Linked DNA regions of Homo sapiens: region 2 is linked to region 1. The links are chromatin loops, found by intact Hi-C in ENCODE. Cell type or tissue: heart right ventricle. All regions are shown on one strand. Links, peaks and the distances in the headings refer to the core of each region. The heading gives the core; the rest is flanking DNA.

What was found. Peaks named below come from ENCODE experiments on the same cell type or tissue, not always from the same donor. Only the 100,000 strongest peaks of a DNase experiment are listed, where the experiment ranks them.
Region 2: it touches region 1 in a loop (7-fold over the local background); 27 of 110 quality-filtered maps call a loop at or near these places.

What each region holds. Positions count from the first base shown.
Region 1 is chr18:63,515,712-63,521,097 of GRCh38, reverse strand. It overlaps a transcript of SERPINB12 not described here. Among named protein-coding and RNA genes, the nearest start is that of SERPINB12, 24 kb to the left of the region's middle. In heart right ventricle, for the core only: a CTCF peak has its summit at 2,479 (motif pointing left); a DNase peak (open chromatin) is centred at 2,447.
Region 2 is chr18:63,991,757-63,997,142 of GRCh38, reverse strand. It overlaps a transcript of SERPINB8 not described here. Among named protein-coding and RNA genes, the nearest start is that of SERPINB8, 24 kb to the right of the region's middle. In heart right ventricle, for the core only: a CTCF peak has its summit at 2,162 (motif pointing right); a DNase peak (open chromatin) is centred at 2,142.

The sequences.
Region 1 (5,386 bases), core at 225-5,224:
ATACAAGGACATCTGTCCACCAACTGCCTGTTTAACATTGGACTGATGCCACCCTTGGTATTGATTCTTGTAGCCAAGGATAATTAATTCAAAACAACTTATGTAATCCTCCTTATTTTACCTTTAAAAATTTCTCCTTGCCTCAACCTCTTTGAATACACACAGTTAGTTTACTATGATGCACATATTCCTATTGCAAGGCTACTGCGAAATAAATATCATTTTCTTTTGGAGAGTTTCCCTCTCTATGTGTTACTTAGTTTGACACCTTCTATTTGTCTTGTAGAATGGCCTCACCATCTGTTTATTCACTTCAGCTTAAAATGTTAGTTGTTGATTTCTCCTGTTTACCCACCCCTACCCACAACTGGGCTTCAAGATGCTTAGCTTCTACCTATCAAACTTCTCTACATTTTCTCCTCTGTGGTCTGGTTTTTCTACCACTGTCCTGGTTTATGCCTTCATTACTTTTATTCTATATCAGAGTCAACAGCCTCTGATCAGCTTTTCTTTCTCCTACTGAGTCCCCCAATTTCATTCAGTCTGTCTCCCCCTTGCAAGGACACCTGTTGACTCCTCAGCCAGCATGAAGGACAATCTCCTGGGGGTGGATGTCCAGCCTCTCCCCACCATGCATCTGTGACTCATTCTCCACTGACACATGCATTTCAGCTACACAGCCTCTTCTAGGCTCCCAAACACACCTTGCCCTTTCACTGTTCTTGCTTTTCCTTTCCTAGAAATAGCTTCCACCCCACCCTTAACCTGCCTGAGAAATCGTCATCATCCTCTAGGGCTGGGCAGAAGCATGGCTCCTGCCACCATTGTCCCGTCCTGGTAACACTTGTTCTCTGTGTGCTCCACAATTAAGGCATTACCAAGCCTGCACTGGGTGTGAGGCCATGCCCTGCTTATAGGGAGTAGGCCCAACCGAAAGGAAAAGGTTACTCATGGAACCTGTCTCTGAGGAAGAGCAAGAGCCTCACACCTGAAAACAGAGCTGAGGGTGAAGGCCCTGGTTTGGACTACAGAAGATTCCCAGGGGCAAAGGGACAGATTCCTGATGAGCGCGTTTCACATGGGGTACCTGTTCTAGAGATAGGCAGGGAGCTAAGAAGCAGGCACCAAGACAGGGCATCCATGACAATGAGCCAGCCCCACGGGGCTGAGTTTCCCAACACAGGATCCTTGGAAACTGCCTCAGAATCACCCGTGATGCTTATTTCAAAATACTCATTCTCGAGCCTACCTTAGATAATAAGTCAGAACCTATAGAGATGGGACCGTGGAATCTGCATTTTAACAAAATTCTCAGGAGATGCTGAGACATATGAAATTTTTAGGACTCCTAGAATGAGGGATGAGGCATCTCGTGACAACAAGAAACACATGGCAAAGTTACCAACTCCCAGCCTTCAGGGCTGGATTCCACCCAGAAGACCTAGTTCCCTAACATGAAAGAGGCTCATGATTTTCAACAGTTAATTGCAATAATGCACCAAATGGTACTGGAATCTAGGAAACCAAGCTAGGAGGGCAGTCCATTGGTATATCAGACTGAGAGGGACAGAAGGGGCGGAGTTGAGGCAGAAGCAAAGAACAATTAGCGAAAGTTCAAGAAACAAAGTGAGGATCAAAGTACCAGTCCCTACCTTACAGGGTTTTTGTGCTACACATAAATGTGGTTGTGTATATCAAGCATCTAGCACATGGCTGGTACAGAGTAGATCCACAGCAGATCTCAGCTGCCCTGGGATTCATTCCACTGATTTTTCCTTTTATAAGCACTTTGCAGAGCCACTGTTGAAGGTCTTAAGGAAGCTAAACTAGGGTGGTCCCTGTCTCCCGGCCCCACACACCTGGTGCTCACAGAGCCACATCAGGTAAGTTGGGGCTGAGTCCCCGGGTCTTACCTGTGGACGGATGCTCATACGGGTAGAAGTGCTTTTGGGCAGTGCCTTGCTTGCTCCTACTCACCAAGACCCAGTACCACCAGACTCTATGAGCCTCGTATTTCAGTGTCCCCACCCTGAACTGTGAGTGGTAAATCATAGTCACGCCGGGTGCAACGTGAGTTCTAGAAAGACGGAAAGTAAAGTTTCAATTAAGCAAGATGAATAGATTCTAGAGATCTGCTGTTCAACGCTGTAATAATATATTGTTATTATTATTACAGCTGATAATAATATATTGTTGTACACTGAAAATTAGTTAGGAAGTTACACCTCATATTAACCGTTCTTACCATAAACAAATTTTTTAAGCTTGGGGAGGTGGCCTAGAATGAAACGTTAAGGAATGTTGCAGAGTGTCTTGGTGGCAAGGAGAAGAAAGCACTTCAACAACGTCCCCATAGCAGCAGGGGCAGAAGGTCTAAGGCAGGGCGGGAGTTCACAGACCTTAAAGAAAAGCTGTAGCAACTGACCGTTCCAGGCCCTGAGCAGCACTGTTATAATGTGACGGACAGCGCCATCTAGTGGAAGAGAAAATGAACAGAAGTGACCGATTCTCTTAAAGGTTGATGATAACATTGCGTTTGAGTCGGAAGGCACCTTAACAGTTAATATTTTACAGAGGAAACATAGAGACTAAGTTTGATTTCCCCACAGATTAAGCCAGTTCTCAAGTGACAGAGCTGTTTCCTTCTCAGCCCTGACATCCACCCAGACAAAGAAGCAAACTCTATGGTGTCAGGGTCGAGACAACAACCAGAAAAAACTTCATACCTAGCAAAAATAACACCTCTCCTGAGGCCAATGGAGATGAAGAAAACCTGAAAAGCTCCTTTCTGGAGAGCATTTTTACTATTCCGCCCTGTTATATAGAGAGCGCGACCATATAATTATTCTTCCACACCAGGACAATTCTGAAAGGGAAAAGGGCATCAAAAATAATTACAGTTATAGAGCTAAAGTTGCATAGATAGATGAAATCTGAATTGACAGCTGCTTTTATTTTACCGGCGGACCTTTAAAATCGTTCTATACAAAAAAAAAAGTTTTCAAAACTAAAATTCTCTTTTTTTTTTTTTGAGACAGAGTCTCGCTCTGTTGCCCAGGCTGGAGTACAGTGGGGCAATCTCAGCTCACTGCAACCTCCACCTCCCGGTTCAAGCGATTCTCCTGCCTCAGCCTCCCGAGTAGTTGGGATTACGGGTGTGCACCACAACGCCTGGCTAATTTTTGTATTGTTAGTACAGACGCGGTTTCTCCATGTTGGCCAGGCTGGTCTCAAACTCCTGACCTCAGGTTATCCGCCCACCTAGGCCTCCCAAAGTGCTAGGATTACAGGCGTGAGCCACCGCGCCCGGCCCTAATAAAATTCTCTTTTAAAATAGCATGTGTCTAGCTAGGCGCACTGTTTCACGCCTGTAATCCTAGCACTTTGGGAGCCTGAGGCCGGTGGATCACCTGAGGTCAGCAGTTCGAGACCAGCCTGGCCAACATGGTGAAATCCTGTCTCTACTAAAAATACAAAAATTAGCCGGGCATGGTGGCATGCACCTGTAATCCCAGCTACTCAGCAGGCTGAGAGAGGAGAATCGTCTGAACCCGGGAGAAGAAGGTTGCAGTGAGCTGAGATCGCCCACTGCACTCCAGCCCCATCTCAAAAAATAATAATAATTAATTAATTAAAAATAAAATAAAATAGCATGTATCTGTACACACTAAGCAAAATGTGAAAAAACTTTTTGTTATCTCAGTGTGAAAAAAACACAAACAAACAAAATCATTATTCTTGTATAATCTCAGGTATTTTAGAAATCCTGGTCTCCAAAGCTGTCACTACAATTTTTCCGAAGAATTTAGTTTCTCAATGTGCTGTATTATTTTTAATTCTTTTATAAAATTGCCAGAAATCTTCTTCAAAGCTCATTTTATGATTAACGAAATTGGGGTTGTTAGAAGATAGTCTTTCAGTAGATGCTGAAATACCTGCTAAGCTCAGAGCAAATTCTACATAAGGGATATTGTTGATTAAAACTTTTCCATAATTTAATTCTTAAATAATCCAGCTCTAATATTGTCACAGCTATGGTTTCTTTGCCTCTATTCAGAGAAAATGTTTTCAAAAAGCCGGAACTTGTCAAATAAGTTATCTGTTTATGATTATTTTGAACATTTCACCAAGTTTAGAAAGTGCAAAATTGAGGACCTTGGTTTCATTCTGTACTGGTAAAAAATACATATATATATGAAGTTGTCTAATTAAAAGTACAAATCCTATCAAAAGATCCCTCCCACGAGTTGAAATATTCCAAAATGCAATTATAGAATTTCAAAATTAAACATCACACACGTTTGAACTCTTATTCTTAAATTTGTTCAGCTCCCTCTTTCTTTCTTTGGTGATTAATTTATATGGCGTCCTGTCTGCAGGCTTTGTTTTTGATAATTTTAATTAGCTAAAAGCAGCAAAAGCTGAGGTTTTCTTATGCTCTGTTTCATAAATGCTTTGTGTAGACACTTCCAACTGATTTTGAGGGGAAATGCAATGAAAAGGTAAATGATTGGTTTACTAAAAACAACAAAACTTTAATACTAATATGGGACATGAGTTGATTCATAATATAGTTTTTCAAAGATTCCGACACTTCTAAAACCCAACTGATGAAGGCTTCACAAAAAACTGCAATTATTCTGTACATACATTTAAAAACTTGTACAGAGGACCCTAGAGATTAGTAAGGGATGGAGGGGAGATAGAGATTTGTTAAAAAATACAAAATTACAGTGTTCTATAGCACTGTGGGGTGACTTCAGTTAATAATAATATAGTACAGGCCTTCTAATAGCTAGGTGTATATTGAGTGTTCCCAACACAAAGCAATGATAAATATTTGAGATGGTGGATATGCTAATTACCCTGATCTGATTACTACACATAATATGTATCAAAACATCACGCTATACCCCATAAATATATACAATTGTTATATGTCAATGTAAAAAATTAAAGGAAAAACAATTTCTAAAATAAATAAATGTTCATACATTTTTACAACTGTAACCTCTATTTTTGTAAAATAACAGTGTATTTGGACACAATTATGAATTTTATGAGCCCTACAACCAATTCCAAGTTTATTGCTGACTTAGGGGATTTTTTTAATTTAGAAAAGAAAATGTGTTCATTATAACAGTGACATTGTTTTCCTTTTGTAGAGAAACAAATGATGAAAAATAAATGCATATTTTTGAAAAGTGGAAAAAAAACACTGACATTACCAAAATTTCTATTTATGTTATCACTATAGAAATAAGTATTATCTTCAATTATGAACCTTTAAATTTACAATTAAATTCGTAATAGTGTCAGATGTTTCTCATTTAATAGACAAATATTCCAGAAGTTTTGTAAATCCCACAAAAGAAAATTGGAACCA
Region 2 (5,386 bases), core at 158-5,157, 480 kb before region 1:
GCTGACTCCAGGATCTTATAAGTTGAAAAACCCAACAAGTGTCTGATGTTATTTTTCTACTATGAGCGATAGTAAAGGAACTGAAATGTTGTTGAGACCTGTAAGTCGAATGGCAAATGTGGATCCATGGGGTCCAGGGGAAGGGAGGGTACTTGGATGGCTGTGGTAGCCTGTTGAATGGGCCCCATTGAAACATAGCAGCCTTTTCTAGTAACCTCTTAGTTGGGTCCCATCAAAATCCCCACAAGGGAAATGTGACAGTAACAGTAGATGAATAAGCCCACAAATCACTGGGCATCCTTTTTATTTGCTGGGGCAGAGACAGCCAAAAGCTTGGCAGTCATCTCCTCTAAACGAGATGTTGTGCCACTTGCCCAGATTACAACCAGGAAATTCACTTGGGGTCTCTGTCTGTTAATGGTGTAGTTGGGTTGCTGCGTGAAAGTCATCAGTCCTCAAGCACCTAGTCCTTATTTGGCAATGTCTTTGTTTGGGTTCACAAGGAGGATGTCATCAATAGAGTGCAAGGCTAGTGCTTCCTCCAGGCAAGCAACTCTCCCCAGAGCATAACCTATTCATTGATGGCAGCTATGTGGGGAATTTAGGTCACTTTGTGAAAGGACATTAAAGGTGGATTGCAACCCATTCCACATAAAGGCAAGTTGATCCTGGACTTCTCCGTGTGGGAGGATGCTGAAAAAGGCATTGATGATATCAACTGTCCCATACCAAGTTCCCTCCAGTAGCCTCTGTAAGAATCAAAATGTCAGATACTGCCAATGCAAAGAATGGCACCACAGGCTTGAGCCACCTGTAATAGACAGAGGATCACCAGGTACCTGAGGCCATGTGCGCAGGCCAGACAGAGCTACTGTATGGAGGAACAGTTTCTCAGGAACTTTGCCTCAAGCTTAGCAATTGAAACCAGCCCAATTGTCCCATAAAACTAATATTTATGGTTTATTTTGAAAAAGCATATAAATTAACCCTCATAGTCTTAAAACTCAAGAAAATTACAGTTATCTGAGTTCCTTTCTCAGGAAGCCAACCATCAGTGCTTGCAGATATTATCAAGCAGCTAAAACCCACCAGGTCTACACATCTGGACAATGAGAAACCCGACCCCTCACCCATCATGATGGCCTACGCAACCACCTGCTTCCTGTTGACCAATTCCTCTTCCTTACTTCTCCCTAATTCCTGTTTCCCCACACATGGTTACATTTCTTCCCTGCTATATAAATTCCTAATTTTAGCTGGTCAGGGAGATGGATTTGAGACTTATCTCCCATCTCCTCAGCTGTAGCACCCAATTAAAGTTTTCATTCGTCTTTGCAATACTCATTGTCTCACTGATTGGCTTTCTGTGCAGTGAACAGAAGGACCTAGATGGAATTCCTGATGTTTTAGTGACATAATGACAGCAGTTATTTTTTTCCTCTCTAAAGCAGGTGGGGATACAATGGCCTAGGCGACAGTAATTGGGTACACTCACAGCCTTTCCCATGTCCCACTAAGATGACCCTAAGTGCAGCAATTTCCATCAGGGATTGAGGGTGAAGGCCAGTAGGGGCACATATAGACAATACATCTATACCAAGAACACATGCAGTCATGGGAGCCATAACGTAAAGGCCTCTAGGGGCCCAAAGGTCCCTTCCCAGAGACAGAGCAGGTGGTGGTGGTCTCAGACCCTAAACCAGAGAACATTATCTGTTTCCCCCTCATCCTGGTGCCAGGGATTGTGGGGATCAGAGGTAGCAGTGCACAGATGTTCAGCATGGCCAAGAAGGACATTTCCTCCCACCTCCTCACTGAACTCTGACATTGGCTAGGGCTTCTAGTCATCCCTGGGGACAGAGGGACCTCAGCCTAACCCCTAGTCTTGTTAATTTGTAAAAGTCTAGCTGTCTGGGGAGAGGATCGTGAGGCTCTTCAAGTCATCTCCAGAGTCACTGGGAGGGATGACAACAAGCATAATGCTTGAATCAGTCATAGGGGCTATCACCATGCAAACCCTCGTGAGCTGCCTGCTGGGCCCCCCATGGTCTGGTATCTTGGTGAGGAACTCTTCAGTCTCCTCCTTTGAGAGCCCCTTTATTGAATCATCAGGCTCAGAGAGCAATTTGGGAATGTCATTGCCTAGATCGTCCAGTAGAGGGCGCCGGATAGTCATCTTTGCCTCCCTGCTTCTGCAATCTGTTTTCTTGGAAGCAGCCACTCTTTCCATGCCTTAGGCATTTGTTAAAATAGCTGGATTGTGTCTGGGACGGACTGAGCTGGCCTTATGAGGTTTACCTGGGCTTGATAACCAGCAGTAGTGGCATAAAAATTCTTGAAATCTGAGTCTGGTGAACAGTCTTATCCTCTGCTTCCCCCAGCCCCTCATTGTAGACCCAGAGGACCCCCAGGGTGACTTGCGGGGCTACTATAGCCTCTGCGAAGGGCATCCAGAAGTGTTTTTCAATGGCATGGGTCTTGTTACAGTGTACCAAACCTGCCAGATCTGTCGGAGCCCAAGTAGTACCCAGCTGAGGACCAATGATCCCCCTCGGAACCGAAAAGCTTCTGTAAACAACACATTAGCACACTCTAAGGGTGCCCTGCGGGGTCCACTGGCACCTCCCAGACACCCCGTGGCATGGCTGGCAAGTGTTCTGCGGTACCCTCAGACTCTTGCAGATGAACCACCAGCACCTCTACTGTGCCCTGAAGGACTTTTAGGCTTTTTGTTTTTCCAAAAAGGCATTGTGCTTAATTGACCACTCAGCTCCTTTGTCAAATTGAGAGAGAGAGAGAGAGAGAAAGAGAGAGGGGGCATGTATGTGAGTACTTTCAGGTGTTAAGGTGTTGAATTAGGACAACTAGCCCCACTGAAAGTAACAGTCAAGCTTTTATTTGCTTACTGTGATAAGAAGAGGCTACCCAGGACATGGTGCCATTATTTTCCCCATGGAACAGCACCAGGAAGGGTCAGATGACAAGCAGCAGAGGTGGGAGAATTGTCTCATTGCCTAGAAGTCCCAAACGCAAGGTTCCTGCCATTTTGTGGACCCAGGAGCCAAGGGGAGGGACAGGAGGGATGGGATGGGGGAAGGATGGACTAGAAGTGGAAAAGTACTGAGTGCTGAGCTTGAGTGCAAGAGAGTGTCTTCAAGGCTCCTGATAAGAAAGTCTCTTCAGAGGCTCCTGAACAGTGTCTCAGCGAAGGCCTCTGCTCCCCTCATAAGGAGGGCTCTGAGTGAAGCTGTCTGAGCTCGGAATGTAGAGATGCATAAAGGCATGGCCTGGCTCAAGGGCCTGAGTCCTTGACTGCAGCTCCCACTGGACACTTCAATGCCCTGGCTGTGCACCAAATCTGTGAGCAGGGCAGCTTCCCCCCACCTCCCCCATGCAGCCTGCCTTGTAGTTGCCTATGGTCAGGCCTATGGGATCACATATGGGATTTTGACCTAGAGCTGGACCTGTCAACAATTATAGTTGGACATGTCAACACTCATCTCTCAACAATTGCTAGAACAGGCAGACACAACATTGGTAATTATATAGAAGACCTGAACAACACTATCACCAACTTCATGGAATTCACATTTACAGAGCACTACACCCCAAAACAGCAGAATATACATTCTTTTCAAGTGATCATGGAGCATTTCCTGAGATAGACCATATTTAGGGGCATAAAATAAATCTCAATATCTTAAAAGAATACAAGTCATTAAAAACATGTTATCTGACTATGGTGAGATTCAATTAGAAGTCAATAACATAAAATCTTTGGAAATCATCAAAACTGGAAACTAAAAATTACACTTTCAAATAATTCATGAGTCAAAAAAGAAATCAAAAGGAAAATCAGAATGTATTTTGAACTGAATAAAAATGCAAAGGATATCAAAATTTATTGATGCCACTAAATCAATACTTAGGGAAATTTTTTATGGTGGTAAACACCTATATTAAAAACCAAGAAAAGTTTCAAGTCAATTACCTGTTTCACCTTAAAAAAACTAAAAAAATACCCAAAATGTAGAGAGCCAGCAAAGGGATCATGACCAACTCAGCATTCCACTGGAGGCTATATGATCAAACAGCAAACTGTTTATCATGAATGCAGGATGTGGGTAAACTCACACTGCACCTGCCGCCAAGAGGTTTGCTGAGGGTCATCACTCCCTGGCACCAGGCTCCTTGAAGTTATCTACTGGAAAATCTAGCGCCTATTGTTCAAAGGATGCAGTGTCACAAGCCTGCTGTGAACCAAACGGCCGACTGACAATTACCCGACAATCACCCCCACTTTTTTTGCTATCTCTTTTACCTAATAAATACGGAGGACTGAAAAAGTTTAGGGCCCTTGCCTACTAGAGGCAAGGTGCCCCCGACCCCTTCTTCCAAATATACTCTTTTGTCTTTGTCTTTTATTCCCGCGTTCATCCTACTTTGTTCAGTGCATCAGGGATCGTGGTCGGTTACATCAAAAAGTGAAAAAATTAAATGTGAAGTAATCAGAAAAAGGAAATAATAAAGATCAGAGCAGAAATCAATGTTGTGGACAGAAAAACAATAGTGAAAATCAATGAAACCAAAAGCTGGTTCTGAGAAACAGCAATAAAATTTATCAACACCTAGTCATACTGATCAGAAAAGAGAAAAAGGCACAAGCTACTAATCTCAGAAATGAGAGCGATGGTATTACTACAGATTTTACAGCTATTAAAAGAAAAATAAGAGACTATTATAAACAACTTTACAACAGTAAATTTGATGACTAGAAAATGAACAAATTCCTTGAAAGACACAAGCTACCAAAGCTAACTCAAGAAGAAATATGTAATTTGAATAGTTCACTATCTATTAATGAAAATAGAGTTGCAATATAAAGCCACTCCAGTCTCGGATGGTTTCACCAAACATTAAAGGAAGAAATAATACCAATTATACAACATCTGTTCCAGAAAATTGCAAAGGTAGGTATGTTTCTCAACTCATTCTTTGAGACCAGAATTACCTAAAACCAAAGTGAGACAAAGATATTACAAAATAGGAATAGTACAGACTAATGTCTCTCATGAATGGAGATGAGCAATTCTAAAAATATTTTAACAAATTGCATCCAATACTAGACAAAATAGGAAATACATCATGACCAAGTGGAGTTTCTCCCAGTAACGCAAGATTGTTTCAACATTCAAAAATTAATCCCAATATTAACAAAACCATATGATCATCTAAAAGAAACAAAAAAGCATTTGACAGAATCCAACATCTATTCCTGATATAAACACAACAAACTACGAATAAAAGAGACCTTCTTCACCTGTTAAAGGGCACCTATGAAAAGCCTACAGCTAATATCACGTTTAATGATGGGAGCCTTCGTGCT